Linked DNA regions of Homo sapiens: region 1 is linked to region 2. Evidence: read pairs that join two places in POLR2A ChIA-PET (ENCODE). Cell type or tissue: Panc1. All regions are shown on one strand.

Region 1 (5,000 bases), 120 kb before region 2:
AAAAATAATTTGAAGTGAAATGTCATCAGCTTATACTGTTACCCTCCTTCTAAATAGCTAGCACTTAATCTAAGAATAACAGTTTAAACTACACACCATCTACTAGAAAACCTCATTATTAACAAGAATTTTTCATCCTGATTCTCTTGACCTATCGAAAGCCAAAACTCAACACGTTGCCATTTAATCTTTAACAAGGTCCTAGGTTATTGAAACCAGTATGAAATGAAATTTATGGGCTAACATTTAACTGTTATTCTCCACATCTTCCCAGGTTACTCTCCATTCTGGGGAACCATCTTTTATTAGCATGAGTAAATATATAAAAGCCCACTGCTAAAACACTTAACAGATCTTCTCTGTCAAGGCTGTGAACTGCAGTGTCCACTCCATTTGGAGGTCCCTGCTTCTTTTTTTCTTCCTTTGTTTAAAATATGCTGACCACACAGTGACCTCTCCTAACCTATCAGTCGAAAATTACAACCAGCCACACAAACAAGCAGACCGGGGTCAGAAGGAGCAGGATCTGCTAAAAGTTAGTAATCATACATTAATTCCCTGACATAATTAATCAAAATGAACCACTGTTATCTAGCAAGAAACCTTTAACCTATTACAAAGGGGTCAATTTGCGAACCACTTGAGCCTGGGAGTTTGGTACAAATAGCATACGCCCTTCATCCGGGATGCCCTAAGTAGGGAAAAATGCCTTTGAAGTCCCAAATCTACTAGATTTAGATATAATTTCATCAATCAAGTTAAAAGCCTGCCTCCCTCCAGAAGGATTTTGTGGAGCTCTGTCAACCAGCTTCGTTGAGTGGTGACTGAAAATCCATTTGTAAGGTATTTTTTTTGGACACGAGTCGACTAGAATAGGTCCGACCTGACAAAAGAGGCAAGAGTTTATCAAATTGAAGAGGAAGAAGGAAGATGTGTGGGGCAACTCATTTTCCCCTTGCAAGAAGAGTAGTAAATCGGATGTTTGTTATGCACATGAACTGGTATATGCTTCCATTTTCAAGATTAAACCTGTCAGGTGTTTAAAATCGATATTTACATGGTGCAGGCACACGGTAGGAAAAAAAACAGAAGAATTAAAAACGGTTTCACTGTAATTCAGGGGAATTTTTTTGTAGTTTTGCACATGTATAAATGGAGCATTGGCCTTCAGTCATATTGCAAGCACCCTCCCAGGATATGCGTAGGTGTTCATTTACAGAAAACAGATAAGCACAGTTTTGTTTGTATTCCTCTCACCATTAATTTCTAACATCCCCAGAGATTGAAGGTGTTGCCAAGGGCCCCAAAATACCTTCAGCTGAAATTGTTACATCACTAATGTGCTTAGAAACTTACATCTATCATATCATACTTTCTGAGTTGGAAGACATCAAAAACCAAAAAGGATATATTGTATTTTGAAAGGATTTATATGGAAATACACATGCCTTTTGATAGGATCAAACATATCACATATTTCAAAACTGATGATGGTCATCAATTTCAGAATTAATGTCTGGCAAAGCATTGACACTACTCTTACCATGGTTACCTGAGAAATTGATCCGGATAGGAAGGCCCTTGCAATTATTTATTTCAATCCTGGGCCATTTCAAACAGTTTTTCAGTGAATTGCTCTGTTTTCTTCCCACACATTCGACACATATTTCACTGAATTTGATCACTGCAGTGGGCCCAAGGGCACTTGCTGGGAGGTTCTTCAATATGGTGAGTACTGTCATATAGAGCTGTGGATAAGGCAACTTGAATGATGCATTTAATTCTTCCTAACCAGTAGATACTTGGAGGTATTGTATTATTCACCTTGCTATTTCAGTCTTGAATCCATTTTAGAGATGAAAAAATGGAGGCCCAGAGGGATTCAATACTTTAGTCAAGAACACACACACCCAGTCCAGGAGTGGTGGCTTATGCCTATAATCCCAGAACTTTGGAAGACAGAGGCAGGTGGATCACTTGAGGCCAGGAGTTTAAGACCAGCCTGGCCAACATGGCGAAATGTCTCTACTAAAAATACAAAAATTAGCCAGGTTTGGCGGTGTGAGGCACAAGATTCATTTGAACCTGGGAGGTGGAGGTTGCAGTGAGCCGAGATTGCACCATTGCACTCCAGCCAGGGCGACAGAGCAAGAGTGTCTCAAAAAAAAAAAAAAAGAAGAAGAAGAAGAAGAAGAACACACACCCAGTAGCACCTGAACAGGTATTCAGATAAAGGTCAGTTTGTCTTCATATCAAGTTCATTTTTTTTTTCAGAAAGCAACCTTCAAAAAACAACAAAAAACAAACACAAAAAAAAAGCTTCTGTGGAGATGAAACATAATGAGAATCTGCCAGAACAACCCCTCCATTTTTCTCAGTATAACTCACTATCCAGAACAAGAAAAAGAAAGTATCTTTCCTCAACCCCCACCTAGTAATTTGCTCAGCTGGAAACAGCAGCCCTTCAAATCCATTCTACCCTCTGAGCTCAAGCCCTCCTGGCCCTGTTTCTGTTCCTGAGACATGTCAAGTTTGTCTCCTCCTCAGGTCTCTTCCCCACTATGCACTCCCTTCCACCTGGAAGGCTCTTCCCCTCACTAGTTGCTTCACCTGGCCCCTCTACCACTTGCCGGTCTCAATTTAAGTGTCCCTTCCTCAGAAAGGCCTTCTCTGGCCTAGCTATCTGAAGCCATCCTTTCCTCCTACCCCCAGCCACAGCATAATCACCTCATTAGGCTTTGTCCCCAGCCTTCTTCACAATCCCAAGTGCACTGCTTGTTTCATTTATTTAACATATCTTTCCATCTCATCTCCCCCACCAAGTGGTGGGATCTTGTCTGTCTTATTGTGGTGTTCCAACTGCCTAGCACGGTGCCTGAGTGCAGGCGGGAATGAATGAATAGCTTCTGGCAAGGTCATGCTCTGACTTTGGAGGCTAATTCTTGATTCAGCTGTGGAAGGAGCAACTATGGCTCTGGGAGTTTCTGTAACTTGGGAATGGGCAGCAAAGAGACTAAATCACCTCTTTTGGCAAAGTTGTAAGGGATTTCAATCCATGGACTTCCTGTTCAGCATGAATATTAGGGATTTTTGCTCTCCTCCAAATGGATCTCTGAAGATGTTGGGACCATTTGTATAGTTTATTTCTCTTTAGCAGAAGGCCAGGTGTGTTCTATGAATTCAAACCTGTTTCAAGAGTACATGTAACAAAAAACACAGAGGTTGCCTCCTGGTGAACGGCCCCAACATGCCAGGATCAATTTTCAGGTCCCCTTAGCAACCCTCAAGAAACCGCTTGTTGTCACTCTGCAGATGAGGACATAGAGGCTCAGTGAGGAACAACAGTTCCTGAGAAGTAGCCTAACTCCAAATACCATGCACTCCTGCAACCCTGTGCCATCTGGTCATCACACAGAACAAGGAGACAAACAACACTAAATAACATATAAATGCTAGATGTAAATAAAAGACTTCGCAGCACACGCTCATGAGTTTCATCATTTAAAAATAACCAAATATGTTAAAGAGTCTGGCACCTCCCTCCCCCCTCTCTCTCTTGCTCTCTCTCTCTCTCTCTCTCTCTCTCTCTCTCTCTCTCTCTCTCCATGTGATGTGCCTGCTCCCCTTTGTGTTCCACCATGAGGGAAAGCTTCCTGAGGCCTCATCAGAAGCTGAGCAGGTAGATGCTGGTGCCATGCTTCTTCTACAGCCTGCAGAAACATGAGCCAAATAAATCCCTCTTCTTTACCAAAAGAAAAAAGAAAAAAGAAAAGAAAAAGAAAATAACCAAATAAAAAGCACTGATGATTTATTTTAGATAATAGTAGATCATATTTAGTAACTATCATTCACCCCAATAAAGAATACAGAATTACCCACTGTTAAGTTTGACTGGCTTGAAAAAGAAAAGAATACAGGCCAGGGTGCGGTGTCTCATGCCTGTAATCCCAGCACTTTGGGAGTCTGAGGTGGGCAGATCACCTGAGGTCAGGAGTTCAAGACCAACCTGGCCAACATGGTGAAAACCTGCCTCTACCAAAAATACAAAAAAAATTAGCTGGATGTGGTGGCGGGCGCCTATAATCCCAGCTGCTCAGGAGGCTGAGGCAGGAGAATGACTTCGGAGGTGGAGGTTGCAGTGAGCTGAGATCGTGTGATTGCACTCCAGCCTGGCTGACAACAGTGAAACTCTGTCAAGAAAAGAAAGGAAGGGAGCAGAAGGGAGGGGTGGGGGAGGGGGAGGAGAAGGGGAGGGTGAGGGAGGAGGGGAGGGGAGGGGAGGGGAGGGAGGGGAGAAAGAAACTGCATGCTCCATTTCAAAAGGACTGACTGACAGCCAAAAGTCATGTCGTCACTGTCCCATGGTGACCAGTCTTAGGATGCTAATGGTTTTGTAGGCAGAGTGCTTCTCCTTACACATCCCATGGGTCCCTCACTTTCTGTCTGTGAGTGTGCAACCAGGGGCTATGAACAGAGTGCCTTGAAGTCACCTACCGGGGTGACTAGCACGAGTGCATGAGAACCCTGACTCACAGAAGCACCTGGAAGCTCTTCTAAAACTACTACTTTAAGCACGAAGATGAGGAAAAACCATGGCCATCCTCTCACTTGAGACTCTAACATCACACCTGTTCCAGCGGCTCCTAACCTTCACATGCCCTCTCTCCCAGCCAGCTCCCCAGGAGCCCAGGTTTTAACTGGGCCTGGATTTCCTTCCCCAGTAGACAACGGTGGCAAGCCTCCCAAGCCTTCCCTTGACCTGGGAGGCTCCTCATGTGCTACTGGTCCCCACACATTTAAAGCTCAGTCCTGCCCGGGAGACTTGGAGGAATGTGATACCTGGGCCACCCTGCTTGTCTTTCAAACTGCAAGGCAACATTGTTGAGAAAATGTGTGGATGAAATACAATGCTCAGCGACCTGTGCCTCCACAGGGCTGTCCAAACAGCAGAATGATGCCAAACTGGCCCACGCTCACAGAGCCGGGTGACAAGAGAGGCA
Region 2 (5,000 bases):
CTCTGCCTCCTGGGTTCAAGCGATTGTCCTGTCTCAGCTGCATGAGTAGCTGGGATTACAGGCGCCCACACCATGCCCAACTAATTTTTTGTATTTTTAGTAGAGATGAGGTTTCACTGTATTGCCCAGGCTGGTCTCAAACTCCTGAGCTCAGGCAATCCACCCGCCTCGGCCTCCCAAAGTGCAAGGATTACAGTTGTGAGCCACCATGCTTGGCCCTAAAATAGTTTTTATACATTCCTATTTTCTTAAACTTAAAATACTGTACTTAATTTACATTATACATTTTCTGATATCGTCAATATAGGATATGATTCTAAATATATATTAAATGTATAGATGGCTTCTCTCTTCCATTTTTATAGTTATTTTTTCTTTCTAGTAAGCTCAGATATTCCATTAGATTCTAGATGTTCTCTGAATAGTTTCATGTTAACTTGAGCTCAGAATTTATAAAATAATATTTATTACCTGCCTCTGCAAGTTAGATGTCTTTAAACAAACATCTATTAGGTTGGTGCAAAAGTAATTACAAACACACACACACACTACTGCTCCTTGGATTATGTATCTAGCTCAAGAATAGCCCCAATCCTATAGTCATGCATGATCAAAATTGTGAAACCATCATTAACTTATCCTTCTCCATCAGAAACCATCTGTTAATATAGCGAAGACGTCTTATAAGTGTCTCATGTGTTCTTTCTTTGCACTTCATGACCACAGCCGCACCTCTGACAGAAGTTTCTACCTGTATATTGATGCTTTCAAATTCCATCCATCATACTTCTAGTTGGAGAGGTTGGAAAACTAAAAGCTATAACCTCCAGACTCCTTTGCAATTCTGGATATGGATTAGTTCTGACTTTGAAGCATTTACGCAGGGTTTCGAAAGCGAGGAAGTCATTACACGCATTGGATCCCTGACTTCTTTTTTGGCTATTTCTATCTGCAAACAAGACTGTGGAAACTGAGCTTTGACAGCAGCAGCATTCTAGTGTCCATTCTCCACAGTTTCTGGAGCATCTAGAGGCGGCTGCACCTGCAACCATGGCCTCAGGAAGAGCAGCTTCCCTGCCAGCCCCACCCTTTTGGATCCTGGGAGCTTCCCTCGAAGGTCAGCCTACGTCCCACTCTTTTGGCTCTCCCAGTGCTTTTGCAAATGCCTAATTCTCTGTATTAAATCCCATTCTCCTTCAAATGCCTAGAGTTATTTCTAAAAATTTAAATAATATAATAAAAATTCATCCTGGAATATGGAACTTTCCCTACAAATGGAGAATATAGATTTTATTCAAGCATCCCTTCGTTATTTATGGTTGCATTTCTCAGAGTGCAGCTATATCAGGATTAACTGAGTACTAGGGAAAATGCATTTTCCCACCCCTATTGAATTATAATTTCCAGAGAGGAACTAAACATACGCATTTCAACACCTCAGGGATTCTCATGTACCCTAAAATATGAGAATCCCTGGTTTATAATAATTGTGCAAGTGTTAGACTTTTAAAAACTTAATAAATAGAAACTGTACATGTTACATTTTCTGACCCACACAATTAAGCTAGATATTATAACAAAGTATTACATCATAAGAAACCAGTAACTGAAAAATTTATGTATCCTACTCACTAAATTGTCTCAAAGAGGAAAGCAGAATAAAATAATGAGTTAATCAGAAAATAATATCTATTGGGTCATTACATAACACGAGGTAATGAATGCAGTCAAAGATGCTTTCAGAAGGAAATTTGTAGATGCAAACATTTATATTATTAAACAAGGAGGGAAAATGATGAAGTCAAATCAGAAGTTAGAAAAGGAATCATAAAATAAAGACCAAGGAAAGAGGGTGAAAAATAATCATAAAACTAAGGGAAGGTATCAATTAATTAAAGAAACAAAGTAGAATTGGAAAATAAATATAAGAACTGATTTATGAGGAAACTGTGGAGTCAATATAAAAGTTTTTACATAAAAATATAAAATAATATGTAAGAATTTTTTGATATTTTGAAAATATAAAAAGATTAGAGTTTTTCTGAGAATGTTTAAATCATCAAAATCATTTCAAAAACATATGTATGTATGCATGCATGTGAACAGACAAAAGATAAAGGCAGAAATAAAAATACAATGATTAAAGTCCAAGTAAGATGGCTAGATGATTTTATAAATGCATTTCTTTTTAATTTTTCCCATAATAAATAGGAAAGCATGAAAAAGACAGAAAGCTTCTCAATTTGTTGTTAAAGACAATAAATTCAATACCTTAAAATCTAAAAGAGATAACACTAAAAAGAGAAAATTCCAGTGCATCTCAATTGTTAATATTAATAAAAAGCATTATTACATAAAATCCAGTTAAATAAAGTACACCATAACATTGAAAAAATAATCAATAATGATTTAGATTATAAATATAAGGATGGTTTAATATGAAACAGTTTACTGATATTATTCTTTCATAACGCCAATTGGCTGAGGAAGAAAAATCAGGTGATTATTGAGATGGATTTTGAAACTTGCAAAATTCAATATAGTTTTTTATTAATGCAAGTTATTTTTACTATGTTTCAAATTTTCCTTCCATTTATTATTTGCTGTCAAATCACAGCAAAGCTCACATACATTAGTTTGAAGCATATACTTTAAGTTCAAATAACAGATTTGAATGTCTCATATCACTACTATTACTTTACATTATTTTAAAAGATTTCGGCAGTTCCACATTCTTTTAAAAGTAGGCAATAACATTATTTGAAGATAATATGAACAACTACCTAGCACCCCCAAAAAAATAAAATGAAGTATTCTTATACCTAACATGAGAGATGAGTCAACAAAATCAATATGGAAGGCATGACCATTGTTCACAAATATCCCATTCTCCTCTACTTCTTGGTGCATTGTTTCCTGTCTCTCTTAATGTTTGTCCTGGCCATGTGCCTAGTGCTGGTCATGAATTTGAGAAGTGACTCATATATGCTTTTAGGCCAAAGTGTTTTTGTTTGCTTGTTTGTTTGCGACAGAGTCTCGCTCTGTTGCCCAGGCAGGAGTTCAGTGGCGTGATCTTGGCTCGCTGCAACCTGCACCTCCCAGGTTCAAGCAATTCTCCTGCCTCAGCCTCCCAAGTAGCTGGGATTACAGGACAAACCACCAAGCCCAGCTAACTTTTGTAGTAGAGACAGAGTTTTTTAGTAGAGACAGGGTTTCACTATGTTGGCCACACTGTTCTCGAACTCCTGGCCTCAAGTGATCTGCCTCTCAAAGTGCTGAGATTACAGGTGTGAGCCAGTGCGCCCAGCCTGTTTTTAGGCCAAAGTATTTTACTTGCTAATGCTCAATTCTGCAATCTGCCTTCCCTGGCTAAGGCAACTGTGAAAACATTTGCTGATATAAAGGTAACCAAGGTAGATGCAACCTAGGTCACTGAGATAACACGTGGCGAGTAACTTCCCCAGAGTGTTGCCCAGACCTGCAGAAGGCTTTACGTGATGAAGAAACAGATGCTTATTATGTTAAACCACTATGATGTGGGGTTGTAACTGAAAAATAATCCATCCCAAATAATGCAACAAATATTAAAAAATGAATGACTTTTCAAATAATAGATAACACAGTGGAAAAAATCTCAGGTAGTTATAATAAATCTTAAATATTTAAGCATTAACAAAAATATTCACAACTACGTTAAAAACATAAAACTTCACTTAAAGCCTAAGTGCTTAATAAATGGAAAGTTATATGAATCAACAAGAAGGGATGATGATATCCTAAACCTGTCTAGCTTTTCACAAGTTCATTGATAAATTTAATCATTTCTAGTTAAATCTCCACAGTAATTTTTTTCTAAGCTTAACAAAATCATTATAGAACAATCTGAAGAAATAAAGAGTTAAAAACAACTGAGAAATTTTTGAAAATGATGATGATGACTCGTGCTATTAAATACTTGGAGAAAATTTTTGTCGTACATGTGTATGACAAAAAATTTGTATCCAAAATTTATGTTTAAAAAAAACTCTTATGATTCAATAATAAAAAGGCAACCCAGTTTAAAAGTGGATGAAAGATTTCAACAGATATTTCATAGAAGCATGTAAAATGATAGTCAATATTGGTAGTCATCCAGAAAATACAAATTAAAACCATAATGAGCTACCACTACTCACACACTAGAACAGTTAAAATTCTAAAACACTGACAACACGTGTTTGCAAGGATGTGGTACAAACAGAATTGGTATGTAAAATGATAAAAGCACTTGGAAAAGAGATGGCAATAACTTAGAAAGTTAAGCATATATTCTCCATATAACCCTCCAATTATAGCAATTCCAATCTCAGGTATTTACCCAAAAGAAATGAAAATATATATGCACAAAAAGACTTACACAGGAATGCTCATGGCAGTTCTAATGATGATAGCCAAAAATAACCCAAATGTCCATCAACAAGTGAATGGATAAACAGAATGTACTTCAACCATACAATGGAGCACTGCTCAGCAGCTAAAAGAGATAGACTACTGACAGATGCAAAAACATGGATGAATCTCAAGACTATTATGTGGAGTCAAGATACCAGACACAAAAGAACTTACAGCAAATTCCAGGAAGGTCCATAAAAGTATTGGAGAGGATTGAAATGTTAAGCATTTTGATCATTTACATTAATTACAATGCATCAAAACATACACTTAAAATGAATACATTTTATATGTAAATTATACCTATATAAAGTTGACTTTTCTAAAAATGAGACTACTAAGATGATCTTAGCTGTCTTGACATGCTATGATATATATTCAATAAATCCCTCTCCATTTTTAGAAGAAACGGACTTTCTTTTCTGGGCTTGGTGGTTCATGCCTGTAATCCCAGAACTTCAGGAGGCTGAGGCTGGTGAAGTGCTTGAGGCCAGGAGTCCAAGACCAGCCTGGGCAACATAGCAAGATGCAGTCTCTACAAAAAAAAAAAAAAAAAGAAAAATTAATTA

What was found. ChIA-PET counts read pairs that join two places held together with the same protein. Peaks named below come from ENCODE experiments on the same cell type or tissue, not always from the same donor. Only the 100,000 strongest peaks of a DNase experiment are listed, where the experiment ranks them.
Region 1: POLR2A ChIA-PET joins it to region 2 with 5 read pairs; 2 of 35 experiments call an interaction of 5 or more read pairs at or near these places.

The regions. Positions count from the first base shown.
Region 1 is chr15:95,902,346-95,907,345 of GRCh38, forward strand. LOC124903582 (a long non-coding RNA gene) reads right to left here. Exons shown (of 2, transcript XR_007064799.1): 2 at 3,792-5,000. Among named protein-coding and RNA genes, the nearest start is that of NR2F2-AS1, 420 kb to the right of the region's middle. In Panc1, no CTCF peak of the experiment used is centred here; no DNase peak of the experiment used is centred here.
Region 2 is chr15:96,023,542-96,028,541 of GRCh38, forward strand. All of the region lies in intron 1 of LOC112268156 (a long non-coding RNA gene), which reads left to right. Among named protein-coding and RNA genes, the nearest start is that of NR2F2-AS1, 300 kb to the right of the region's middle. In Panc1, no CTCF peak of the experiment used is centred here; DNase peaks (open chromatin) are centred at 2,940 and 3,460; H3K27ac peaks cover 1,594 bases.